Linked DNA regions of Homo sapiens: region 2 is linked to region 1. A link is a contact called in ENCODE Hi-C data. All regions are on one chromosome and are shown on one strand. Each heading gives the region's core, a stretch centred on a gene start or an enhancer-like site at or near the end of the contact. The rest is flanking DNA. Distances are from core to core; before and after follow the strand shown.

Region 1 (6,629 bases), core at 945-3,444:
TTGAACTAGAAAGGTTCAACTTTCTAGTCATTAGTTTCCTAAGATTGTCACAAAAGCTACTGATAGTCAATCATGATTGGCCTGTATTGAAAGTGAGTTAACATTATGTACAACTTAAGCACTGTACTTTCTATCAGATACAGAAAAATTGGTGCTGTGTTTGGAAAAGTATTGGGCTAGGAGTCAGGAAGCTTGACTGTTAGTCCCAACCCTGCTTCTTCAGCTCAGCACCCCTAGGCAATAATTCAGCAGCTATTTCTTAAATACCTAATGAGTTTCAGGCTTTGTAGTTGGGCTGGGAATAAAGACATAGATATTGCTTTCATGATTCTCCAAGGCTCCCCTCCTCACCCCAGCTCTCAGTGAGCTTTCTTATGTATTGTGTAAATTTGTCTCCTAACAGGTCCCAACTCTCTCTCCAACCTGCTTCCCAGGGAAGTTGTAAGGATCAAATGAGGGAGAATATGTGTGAAAGCAAATTGTAAATGATTTTAAAATGCAATAAAAATATGACCCATGGAAAATTATTTAAAGATCCTTAGAATTTTAAATAAAGAGTACATTAACCTGAGTTCTCTATGGTTTTTATTTTAAATAGATATGAAAGTTTTACAATGAACCACTGATATGGTAGAAAATCTTAGCTTGATTATTCTCCAAGAAAATGATACAGTTGTTTGTGCGATGAATTTTCTAAAATTGCCAGCCAAATAAAACCAAAACCTCTTTTGAGTTGAGTGACTGGATCAGTCAAAGGAACGTTGACTGTGTAATGGAGAAATGTTTTCTGTGTTCACTGACAGTTTGCCTTTGTTTGATTCTAGCTGCAGCATATCGTGAGTGATGAGACCTGTGTGTAGGTGACTGAACTTTACCTGGCAGAAAATAATAATGGGGCCACCGGAGGCCAGCTGAACACACAGAACTCAAGAAGCCTCCTGGAGTCAATGTATCCGCAGAAAGCCGAGCAGCTAATGTCAGATGAGAAATGCTTTAAGGTGAGAGTTGCTCATATAGTCAAAGACCTTGCTGGTGACAATGTAAGTTGTTAGGATTCTCTGAATCAGAAGTTATAGCCAGGGTACTTTGACCCTGTAATTCTACTCCTGGAACTTTTTAGAGTTCCTAATGAGTTCACCAGAGAAATGCAAAGTGGAAGAAACCATCTTCCCGGACAATCTACTTTCTTTCTTGCCGTAAAAACAAACAAACAAAAAACTAATTATATATGATTTTTACAATTTTGTATTCTTTTTCTCTGAACATTTTTCATAGCATGCTTTGTAAATATTATTGTTAGAAAAATGTTGGTACATGAAATGCATGGTCATGGTCATTATAGAAAAGGAAATGTAGGCCTGGCACACATGGCTCACACTTGTAATCCCAGCCCTCTGGGAGGCTGAGGTGGGCAAATGGCTTGAGACTAGCTTGGGCAACATGGCAAAACCCCATCTTTGCAAAAAATACAAGAATACAAAAATTAGCCAGGTGTGGTGGCATGCACCTATAGTCCCAGCTACTCAGGAGATGGAGGTGGGAGGATCGATTAAGCCTGGGAGGTCGAGGCTGCACGTCACTGCACTCCAGCCTGGGTGGCACAGCAAGACCCTATCTCAAAACAATAAAAGAAAAAAAAATGCAGATAACCAAAAAAAAGTCACTTTAAAATTCTTTCCTGAAATTACCATTGAAGACATTTCTAGACTTTTCTGTGCTTGAGTATATATTTTGAAAGAGTTTATACTGGACAAAAGGTCTTTCACTTTTTTTTTTTTTGAGACAGGGTCACACTCTGTTGCACAGGCTAGAGTGCAGTGGTGCGACCTTGGCTCACTGCAACCTGTGCCTCCTGGGTTCAAGTGATCATCGTGCCTCAGCCATCCTAGTAGTTGGAATTACATGTGCCACCATACTGGCTAATTTTTGTATTTTTAGTAGAGATGTGTGTCAGATCCCAGGGTCCAGGTCCAGCCCATGGTGAAGTCTGAGGGGAGTGGGTGGGTGAGCAGAAAGAACAATCAGGGGGCCATAGGCAGGTGAAAGATAGTTTTATTCAGCGGCAGCTCTCATTAACAGCTTTCTTACACTAGCTCTCTTATTAGCAGCTTACTCTTCCACTGTTCGCCTGTCTCAGCTGCTTGAGCCAGCTGCCCCCACACACAGCTACGCAGCCAGCTCTCCCTTGCCTTCAGGGTAAGTGGCTTAACTCCTTCTCTCTCTGGGCATGAGCAAGCCCAGCTGTGTCCTGGCTCCCTCCCATCTGCCTGCAAGATGGACAGCTTTGGTTCTCTCTGGGTGCCAGTGCGCTCGTCATGTCAAGCCATGTTAAGCCAAACTGAGCCAAGCCCCGAAGAGCCATGTCTCTTATGGACAGCATCAACAGGGCAGTTATACCTTTTACAGACAATAGTGGCATAAAGCCAGGAATGAACTTACACAAACAGGTTATATTACAAGTGGAGCTGTGTGCTTGCACGCCAAACTCGTGAGTCATGCAGGCCTGGATATCCACCTCGGCCTATTCCTTGACCAAAGCACATCCATGTGCCTTACTATGTGGTTTTGTATGTTGGCCAGGCTGGTCTCAAACTCCTGAACTCAAGTGATCTGCCCGCTTCAGCCTCCAAGTGCTGGGATTACAGGTGTGAGCCACTGCATCTGACCTGAAATGGTGTATTTTTGCTCAATTAGCAACACTTCTGGGTCTTTAATGTCTTTTCTATGGCTACTTGATATTCACTTTATAGAGAATTAATGCCTGTATTGTTGGACATTTAAGTTGTTTCCAAGTTTTCACCATTATAACTGTATTTGTGTGTATATATTATATTCTTGCCAGGCTGTAAGCTTTACTAGCAGAGAGGAAATTTTAAAGCTTTGAAAGAACACTGAGCTAGATCTAGCTTCTGGCTCTGTGTGTTTATTGACTAGTGGTGTGCCTTGAGAAACCAGAACTCTCTGAATTTCAGTTTTGTCTCTGTGTAAATGAAGAAGGTTGAAATTAAAAAATCTCGTTTCCTTCCAGGCTCTGATCTTCTCCATGTGATTCTGATAGTTACCTCCTCTGCAGAAAGACATTAGGGTAACGGCACTGAGAATCTCAGGGTTCTGAAAGGGGAGATCCATGTGCCATCACCATTGATAGTTGTTTTTTGCAAAACATGGTTTGCTTGCCTCTATTGGTGTGTTGCTTTTAAGTATGGATTTTTAAAAATCACACAAAGAATATTAGTGGAACTCAGAATTTCAGGAACTTCATATACAATTGGTGCCATTTTAACAACACTTTTTTTGTTTTGTTTTGTTTTTGAGACAGGGTCTCACTCTGTTGCCCAGGCTGGAGTGCAGCGGTATGCAGGAATGCCAGCAGTTTTTAGCCAATACAACAGATCCCTGGAGGTCAAGGGATCCTGCTTATCACTCTGGCCTTCCTACCAATTAAGTTAATTACATCCACATTGTTGTTGATGGTGAAGTGCCACCACCTGGCATCTGCTGTTCTCACCTTCCACCATTCCCACTGACACCAAAAGCCTGGTCTCATGGCAGCATCTCCTGTTGTCGATCTTGGCCTACAAAGGATAGTGCCACTGAGTCTCTGAAAGATTCAGGTGCCTTTCTCCGTAGTGCCTTTCTTGTTAGCCTAGAGAAGGGAGTTCCTGTGAGCCCTCCAAGGGCACATGGTCAAGTGGTGGATTCCGAATCTGCTGGCATATAACGAACCATCCCAACATTCCTACCTCCCTGTACTTTCCAGCTTCTTTGATGCTTTGGGAATGCAGTTGTATAATCTCCACCTAATTCACTGCAGCAACTGTTACGTCCACATTTCAAGGAGCCACTCCAGCAGTGTGTTAGATCCTCCGGTGTCCTTGCCAAGCCATTAAATCCTGAGAGTGCTCCCAGGTCAGTGTATTCTCATGTGTACAGCCTTTAGTCTCCCCTTGGTCCAACACCCTTATGTTCACTTCTCCACCTCCTCTCCCAGATTCTGCCAGTACACACTAGGCAGCCCCTGCAACATTTTTGGCAAAAAAATCATTTTCCCAGAGCAGGTTGTGCTTGTGACCTTGGGCCATGATGAGGAATGACCATAGTCTGGTGTCAATGTGGGGCAGCAATTATGACATGCCTCATCCTGCTGTGAGGGCTTGTTGGAGGCTCTTTGCCTAGTCTCCAGGCAAGGGGCAGCTGCCCTTCTCTTAGCAAGGAAAGGGGGCTGCTTCTTTTAGACCAGAGCATTCAGTGGAAACTGGAAGCTCAAAGTTCTCAGATGTATCCACTTAAGTTTTCCCATAGCAGATATCATTCCTCTACTCTCCTCTCCATTCCTCTCCTCTTCTCCCTCCCCTCCTTTCCTCTCCTCTTTCTTTTCCTTTCTCTTTCTCTTTTTTTTTCTCTTTGAGATGGGATCTCACTCTGTCGCCCAGGCTGGAGTGCAGTGACATGATCTCAGTTCACTGAAACCTCTGCCTCCCAGGCTCAAGTGATCCTCCCACCTCAGTTTCCTGGGTAGCTGGGACCACAGGCACACACTACCACATCTGGCTAATTTTTGTATTTTTTATAGATAAAACGGGGTTTTACCGTGTTGCCCAGCCTGGTCTCAAACTCCCGGGCTCAAGTGATCCTCCTGCCTCAGCTTCCCAAAGTGCTGGGATTACAGGTATGAGCCACTACACTCAGCTCTCCTTTTCCTTAAGTAATTCTAAATAAAAACAAGACTAAATCATAAAATAAAATTTGTGTTTTTTGGGGAAATGACACAAAACTTCCATGACACTTGAAATTAAGACAGTTTGTTTCTAGATTTTCTGCTGTGCATGTGCACGTGGGTGTGTGCACGTGGGTGTGTGTACGTGCTCATCCTTGGTTGGCGCCCTATGTGTGGACTTGCTGTATCTACTGAGTCAATCTGCAGTGTCTGACTGCACAATTTCCAGCACACAGAAGCTCTACATAGCAGTTGAGACTGAAGCAGCAGTCTCCTTCTGGGTTTAATTTGAATTAAACTGTCAGGGTGTACTTGTGTGAGAAACTGATAATTTTCAGCAAGAAATTTCCAGATGAGGCCTGTCACCCTCCAGTGTAACTCTAGGTCCTGCTTGGCAGGGGAACTGGCTTTGGCTGGAGGCTGGGTCAAAATGGTTGCCCCGGAACAGCACATTCCCATCCCAGGAGGGAGCTCTGTTGGGAGCATGAGATGGACCAAGAAGACCCATCCATTAGGAAAGTGACTCTTGGTCTGTCTAGTTTTAATGGAGGAGGGAGCTTGGTGCAATGACCAATTTTGATGGGGGAGCTAGTGGGAAACATGGGCATTGTCTTTCTCATGTGTGCCCCACTGGGGGCCCACCCTTGAGGGGTGAAAAGTTCCTGGAGATGGATCAAGAGTGGTGTACATGTCACAGCTGCCCAGGCTGGGGTCCTCCCACCACCCCTTGGTCCTGCCCTCTGGAACCCTGGGCAGGCTGGCAGGAACCCTTTTCTTGGTCTGGGCTTCTGGCAAGGATGCCTATTGCTTCCTATCATCCATGTGGGGAAGGCTAATTGGAAGATTCTGAAACTAGGAGAACAGCAATTATCAAGTGAACCCAAGATGTGACTAAAACTATCTCTGATGGCAAAGCCTTTGATGCTGAAGAGCCTGGCCCATAGAAAGATGGCCTTGAGCATGGCACCTCTGACCAAATCCCTCACTCTGACCTACTGAGCATATGAACCCAGCCCTGCTCCCAGCTGGGGCCAGAGGAAGACCTCATGGAGTCCACGTGATAACTGTACTTCCTGTGTGCGTGTCACAGCTGATTCCACCCACACTGTCCTCTGCCCCGGCCAGCCCAGCCCTGCCATGCCCTGCCATTGCAGTCAGGGCTCTTTGGGTGTGAGTGACAGAAAATTCACTCGAGTTGGCTTAGGCAAGAAGGGAAGTTCATTGCTCAGTAAGTTAGCCACGGGCAGGGCAGGGAACAGCTGGGCCTCAGGAATACCTGGACTCAGAGTCACCAGCACTGTCAAGATTTGCAGGCTCCTTCCCTTGTCTCTGTCTCCACCTCAGTCCGCAGATCAGTTTTGTGCTCTCAGAGCAACTTTCTTCACAAGGTTGGAATCAGGCTGTTGGCAGCATGAGGCTTCCATCTTCCTGGCTTTTCCCGCAAGAAAGGATGGGGCTCCTCTCCATTAGTTCCTATTCAGAAACTTCCAGAAGAAAGTTTCTGCTTGGTCTGGTCTGGATTGGCTGGGTAGCTGGGACACTAGAACTGCCAAGCCCTCTAGTGTCATGTGGTTGAAGTAGGGCGGGGAGATGTATTAGTCACTTCAGGGTGCCATGCCAAAATACCACAGACTGGGTGGCTTAAATCACAAACATTTATTTCTCACAGTTCTGGAGGCTGGGAAATCCTAGACCAAAGTGCCAGCAAGGTAGGTTTCATTCTGAGGCCTCTTCTCTTGTCCCGTAGGTGGCTGCCATATTGTGTGCTCACATGACCACTTCTTTGTATGCACATGGAGAGAGAGTGCGTGCACTCTCTGGCGTCTCATCTTATAAGGACACTAATCCTACTGAATCAGGGCCCCACACTTAGGACCTCATTTAACCTTAATGACTTCCTGAGAGGACTTAT
Region 2 (6,719 bases), core at 2,577-5,076, 120 kb before region 1:
GAGTAGCTGGGACTACAGGTGTGCACCATCACACCTAGCTAATTTTTGTGGTTTGTTTTTTTTTTTTTTTTTGTAGAGATGGTGTTTTGTCATGTTGCTCACACTGGTCTCGAACTCCTGGGCTCAAACCATCTGGCCACCTCAGCCTCCCAAAGTGCTGGGTTTATAGGCATGAGCCACCAAGCCCATTCTAAAATTTAAGATAAGAAAAAAAAAATCTATAACTTCTTAAATGGTTAGGGGAAAAGAGAGGGAATAAAGAAAACAAGATACCCTCCCTTTTCCAAAAAAGGGCAAGGAAACGAAAAGCATAAAAGTAGAAATACACAAAATAAATAGTGAAAATATATTTCACTATATTGCCAATCGCAGGGAATATAAGTATGTATAAAATATAAAACCATATAGAAGTCAAAACAAACTAATCAGATCTATATGTATCAACACAAACAAGTCTCAGACACATTGTACTGCGTTTATAAAATAAGATCCAAAAAGATATCATAGTAAGGGACCCGTTTGTAAATTTAAAAAATGACATAAAACAACGTTGTATATTGTTTATAGATACAAATATATGTAGCAAAATTATAGATGCAATAATACACACCAACTTAATGATAGTGTTTATTTCTGGAGATGAGAGAGGGCAGGAATGGGAGAAAGAGATGAGAGTAAATTTTTTTTTTTTGAGACAGGGTCTCACACCGTCGCCCCGGCTGGAGTGCAGTGGCACAATCTTAGCTCACTGCAACCTCCACCTCCCAGGTTCAAGTGATTCTTGTGCCTCAGGCTCCCAAGTAACTGGAATTACAGGTGTGTGCCACCACTCCTGATTAATTTTTGTATTTTTTTTTTTAAGTGAAGACAGGGTTTCACCATGTTGGCCAGGCTGGTCTTGAGCTCCCAGCCTCAAGTGATCTGCCTGCCTCGGCCTCCCTAACTGCTGGGATTATAGGAATGAGCCACTGCACCCGGCCTATGAGAGTGATCTTAACTGTATCTGCAATTTTTTCCTTAAAAAACAGAAAATAACAATTCTGAAACAACACATAACTAAAAGTTAATGTGTTACATCTGGGTTGACCACAAATGGGTGTCTGTTATATTTATTTCTGGATTTTTCTGTGCATTTAAATTATTTGATAATTAAATCTCTGTATTTTCTATTTCTTAATTACATTTTTCTAAGGACATAGAGAGGATGCAGTCCTGCTTTCACAGGTGCTGGCTGAGGTGCTTATTAAAATACAGCTACTAAAAATAGTGCCAGAACTATATTGAGTGGGGGGTTGCAGGTAAGGGAGCTGAGTCCTCATCTGTCATAGCAGGAAGACAATGCGTAATGTGTGATGCTGGTTATTTGTGGGCCTAGGGTCCCTCCCAGTTTCATGCTCTTCCCTGCTCCACTGAATCCAGTGGACTGCACTGTCCAGGCTTTCTTCCTAGCTGGCTTTTGGGGTTCAGCCAGTGGGAGGCTCTGTGGGAAGATGGGAGGGTGGGATTCAGCAGAGGTCAGGGTAGCTCTTTCCAGCTCTCTTCCTGCTTTGGCATGCTATATCTAACTGTAGCTGCATCCTAGGTACAACTCTTACTCACTGGGCTCTGATAAGTGTTTCCTTCCCTTGTCTCAATAGGCCCTGGAAGCGGGGAGGGTAGTAATAGCTTCTCACCATTGCTAGTCTCTAGGTGTCCTACCATACCTTGTTTGTTACCTTATCCAGTCCAGAAACTCTGTGAATAGTCCCTTCATTAAAGCCTTTTCATTTTAACCATCTGGGATGACACAAGAAACACTGTGAAAGGTAAAAATTGCTTTTGTTTGTTTGTTTGTTTGTTTCAGAACTCCTTTGCTGTGGATAAGAAGATTGACTAGGTGACTTGCTCCAAGTTCAAAGCCTGTTTGCATAAAACAACAACGACTTGTCTTTGTTCTGTTTGGTTATTTTGAGACAGGGTCTTGCTCTGTCATTCAGGTTGGAGGGCAGTGGTGCAATCATGGCTCACTGTAGCCTTGACCTCCTGGGGTCAGATGATTCTCCCCCCTCAGCCGCCTGAGTAGCTGGGACCACAGGTGCATGCTATCACGCCCAGCTAGTATTTTTAAATGATTTTTGTAGAGATGGGATCTCCCTATGCTGCCCAGGCTGGTCTTGAACTCCTGAGCCCAAGCAATCCTCCTGCCTTGGCCTTCCAAAGTGCTGAGGTTACAGGCGTGAGCCACCGCACCTGGTCACAACTTGATTTGAGAGCGTATGGTTGACAACATCTTGATGAAAAGGGATATGGCTGGCCAGGCATGGTGGCTCACACCTGTAATCCCAGCACATTGGAAGGCCAAGGTGGGCAGATCATGAGGTCAGGAGTTCAAGACCAACCTGGCCAACATGGCGAAACCCCATCTCTACTAAAAATTGAAAAATTAGCTGGGTGTGGTGGGGGGTGGCTGTAGTCCCAGCTACTCAGGAGGTTGAGGCAGGAGAATCGCTTGAACCCGGGAGGTGGAGGATGCAGTGAGCCGAGATAGTGCCACTGCAGTCCAGCCTGGGTGACAGAGAGAGAATCCATCTCAAAAAAAAAAAAAAAAAAAGGGATATGGCTGATACACACAGAAAGATCTACTCTCCTAAGACCTTGTGCCCCAAGAATTTTATGACTTCTTGGATGGTATCAATTGTGTTTTATGATTGATTTATTCATTTACTTGATAAGTTTTGATCGAGTGCGGCTCTGTACCAAGAACTGTGTCAAGAAATGGGGATACATTGTTGTGCGAGAGGAAGTCCTCATGTGCCAGGAATTTACAGTAGACAGGGGAAGATACGCAAACTCATTACGAAGAAATACGGTAAATGCGAGGGGAATGGAAGCAGAGGGTGCTCTGGAGTACTCAGGAGGATTATTCAGCCCAGCCTTATACTGTCAGGGATAGTTTCCCAAAAGAAAGGATATCTAACCTGAGAGCAGAAGAATAAATACTAGTTAGCCAAGTTAAGGAGGATGGGTAGATGGGAGGGAGTGAGTTTTAGTTTTAAGGCATTCTAGGTAGAGAGAAAAGCAATTTGGGCAAATCTGGTAGGGGATAAAAATCATTTGGGAAACTGAAAGTCAGCCTCTTGAGTTGATTGCAGGAGGAGAGGGTGAGATAAGTTAGGAGAAGAAAAACAGGGATCGGATCACAAAAAGCCTTTTAAGTAAGATTAAGGGCAGGGGTATTATTATGAGGTCAATACAAAGCCATTAGATCTTTTGAGTAGGTGGTATACAGTGTAATCGCATTTGCATTTTTAAAACATTATCTTGTCTATGCGGTGAGAATAAACTGGAGGTGGATAAGAGCAGAGGCAGCTCCCTTAGGAGGTTGTTGCTGTATCCTAGGCCAGAGATCATGAGTTGGACTTGAGGCTGGGGCTGGAGAGAAGCGGCCAGAGAAGAACATATGGCTAAAACAGGCAACCTGAAAACATTCAGGAAATTATTGTCATTAGAGGACAGCCCGGCAAAATGCAAATTGTTCTGTCCTTATTTGATCTCAGCTGGACTATGAATTCTGTGGGGACAGGGACTATTTTGTATTCATCCCCGTTTCCAGTACTACGGAAGTACTCAGGAAATGAATGTTCTTCCTAAGTGAGTCTCAGTGACATGGTGTTTGGATAGAGTGGTAACCCTCACGCCTTTGCTGACCCACCTTTATTAGGGAAGTTCAGCAGCGATTGTGAAGTCGACGTGTAGCGCTACCGCGGCAGGGACATTAAGGTGCAGAAGCTTTACCCAGTGCACAGTGCACACTGAAATACCCAGGCTGGTTTTTCCTGACTCAGTTCTCTTCTGCCATCTGCTGGGACAGTCTTTCATAGCACATCAAAGCAAGATCACCAAGGAAGACAGGCCTGAAAGCTTTGTGGGAGCCACAGTGGACAATGACTTGGATAAGTTTACGATTTAGTCAGAGATGCAAGAATCACATCCAAACCACTGTCCATTTGAAGCTAATCTTCAGTATTTATTTCCCAAAGACTAAATGTCTTTTTTATAAGAATGAGTTCATGTCCTTTGCAGGGACGTGGATGAAGCTGGAAACCATCATCCTCAGCAAACTAAGACAGGAACAGAAAACCAGACACTGTGTGTTCTCACTCATAAGCGGGAGTTGAACAATGAGAACACATGGACACAGGGAGGAAAACATCACACACGGGCCTGTTGGGGGGTAGGGGGCAAGAGGAGGGAGAGCATTAGGACAAATACCTAATGTATACGGGAATTAAAACCAAGATGACAGGTTGATAGGTGCAGCAAACCACCATAGCACAAGGATACTTTTTTTTTTTTTTTTTTTTTTTCTGATACAGAGTCTCGCTCTGTCTCCCAGGCTCTGGAGTGCAGTGGCGCAAACTCGGCTCACTGCAAGCTCCGCCTCCCGGGTTCACGCCATTCTCCTGCCTCAGCCTTCCGAGTAGCTGGGACTACAGGTGCCCGCCACCACGCCCGGCTAATTTCTTTTTGTATTTTTAGTAGAGACGAGGTTTCACCGTGTTAGCCAGGATGGTCTCGATCTCCTGACCTCGTGATCCACCCGCCTCGGCCTCCCAAAGTGCTGGGATTACAGGCGTGAGCCACCGCGCCCGGCCGCACATGGATACTTATGTAACAAACATGCAGGTTCTGCACATGTATCCCAGAACTTAAAAAAAAAAAAGTCTTTTTTTTTTTTTGAGATAAAGTCTTGCCTTGTCACCCAGGCTCCAGGCTGGGGTGCAGTGGCATGAACATGGCTCAGTGTAGCCTAGCCTCCTCCTGGGTTCGAGAAATCCTCCCACCTCAGCCTCCCAAAGTGCTGAGATTTCAGGCGTGAGCCGTCATGCCGGCCCATGCAGACTATCTTAAATGTCTGTATTCTCCTTTGAGTTTTTGCAACAACTTTACGATAGCCATATATTATAACATTTTTTAAACAAGGAAACAGAAACACAGACATTTAAATGAAAAGCTAACTTTGAACAAAAAATAAGTAGCCCGAGCCAGGACTGAAGCTTCCTTGACTCCTGGTTCCATACTTTTGTCACAATGTCTCAACGTCTCCAACACACTAAGGGAGAGTTCCAACAGGCCGAGACAGGCTGCTGATCTGCAGCAGGGAGAGGGCAGGCCTAATGTGAAGGCTGACAAGGCCGGTGGCTCCCTGATGTTCAGCACAGAGATGCAGAATGTTGGCATGGAGTGGGGTGGGGGAGAGCAACAGAAACAATTCTCCACGTTCTATGTTTCCCCCAAGATATGTCAAGGTGATGTTTCCGAGGGAAACATTTTTTTTAAGTATATGAAAACTAATAGAACTTGAACTTTTGGTGGGTGTTGTCAAATAAAATAGACCCTACTATTTTTGTTAACGCGTGTGGTTAAGACTAAGAAACTATTGTGCCATCCTTTTCTCTCTCTCTCTCTCTGTTTTTTTTTTTTTTTTTTTTTTTTTTTTGAGACAGGGTCTCACTCTGTCGCCCAGGCTGGAGTGCAGTAGTGAGATCATAGCTCACTGCAGCCTTGAAAAGCTGGGCTGAAGCAATCCTCCTGCCTCAACCTCCCAAGTAGCTGGGACTACAGGCATGTGCCACCACATCTGGCTAATTATTTTTTATTTTTGTGGAGACAAAGTCTTGCTATGTTGCAAGGAATCCTCCTGTCTCACCCTCCCAAAGCACAGCGATTACAGGTGTGAGCCACTGCACCTAGCCAACTTTTCTCATTTAAACTGAAGTTATTCTTGTATGAATGCCCAAATACATTCTTGGTATTAAAAAATCCAGACACTCAGGTAATGCTAAACATTCCTTTTACTACAGGTTTCAAGCTTTTCCCCAAAGACAACCTCAGTCAGGAGTATGCTTCCAGATCTTCTAGGAAATATGGGTGTTCCTATGGGAGCATAGTCTTGTTTAGTGTTTTATCTCCCTTACATGAATGGGATCTTGTTCCCCATTCCCCTCCCCAGGCCTCTGGAAACCATCTTCTACTTTCTGTCTTATGAATTCAACTACTGTAGGTGCTTCATGTAAGTGAAATCACACAGTATTTGTCCTTTTCTGACTGGCTTATTTCACTTAGCATCATGTTTCGAAGATTCTTCCATGTGGTAGCCTGTGCCAGGATTTCTTTCTTAAGCTGCATAATATTCCATTGTATGCATGTACCACGTTTGGTTTATCCATTCTTCTGTTGGTGGACACTCAGTTTGCTTCCACCCTGTGGGCTATTGTGAGTAAGTCCGCCATGAACATAGGTGTACAAGTATCTCTTTGAATTCCCGCTTTCCATTCTTTGGGGTATATGCCCATAAGTGCTGCAGCAGCTTTCTGAGTACATTTCAGGCTGTGGGTGTCTTCTTCACTTGAATACCCCTTGCATTTGGGCTGTTTACCATAGTTACCCACTGATGTAGTTTGGATTTATCCCCCTGCAAAAGTCTTGTATCAAATTGTAATCCCCAGTGTTGGAGGTGGGGCCTGGTGGAAGGTGACTGGATCACGGGAGTGGATCCTTCATAAATGGTTTAGCACCATTCCTTTGGTGCTGTATTCGTGACAGAATTCTCACGAGATCTGGTTGTTTAAAGGTATGTAGCACCTCCCCGCTGTCTCCCTCCTGCTCCGGCCATTTGAAGTGCCTCTGTCTCCCTTCACCTTCCGCCATGATTGGAAGCTTCCTGAAGGCTCCCCAGA

Evidence for each region. A loop is a pair of places that touch in the nucleus more often than their neighbours do. Pooled maps may share reads with other maps.
Region 2: a loop to region 1 is called in a map of K562, with 2.5 times the contacts of the local background. The contact joins two enhancer-like sites. A Hi-C loop is called at or near these places in 6 of 168 maps with a recorded cell type or tissue (GM12878, HUES64, K562 and 3 more), 1 of 37 single-sample maps with no recorded cell type and 4 of 50 pooled maps.

The regions. Positions count from the first base shown.
Region 1 is chr15:85,173,001-85,179,629 of GRCh38, reverse strand. No RefSeq gene overlaps it. Among named protein-coding and RNA genes, the nearest start is that of PDE8A, 190 kb to the right of the region's middle. Within about 2 kb of position 2,194, at least 6 of the 41 ENCODE cell types and tissues checked have a DNase peak (open chromatin) inside an H3K27ac peak, as active enhancers do.
Region 2 is chr15:85,293,863-85,300,581 of GRCh38, reverse strand. No RefSeq gene overlaps it. Among named protein-coding and RNA genes, the nearest start is that of MIR7706, 83 kb to the left of the region's middle. Within about 2 kb of position 3,826, at least 3 of the 41 ENCODE cell types and tissues checked have a DNase peak (open chromatin) inside an H3K27ac peak, as active enhancers do.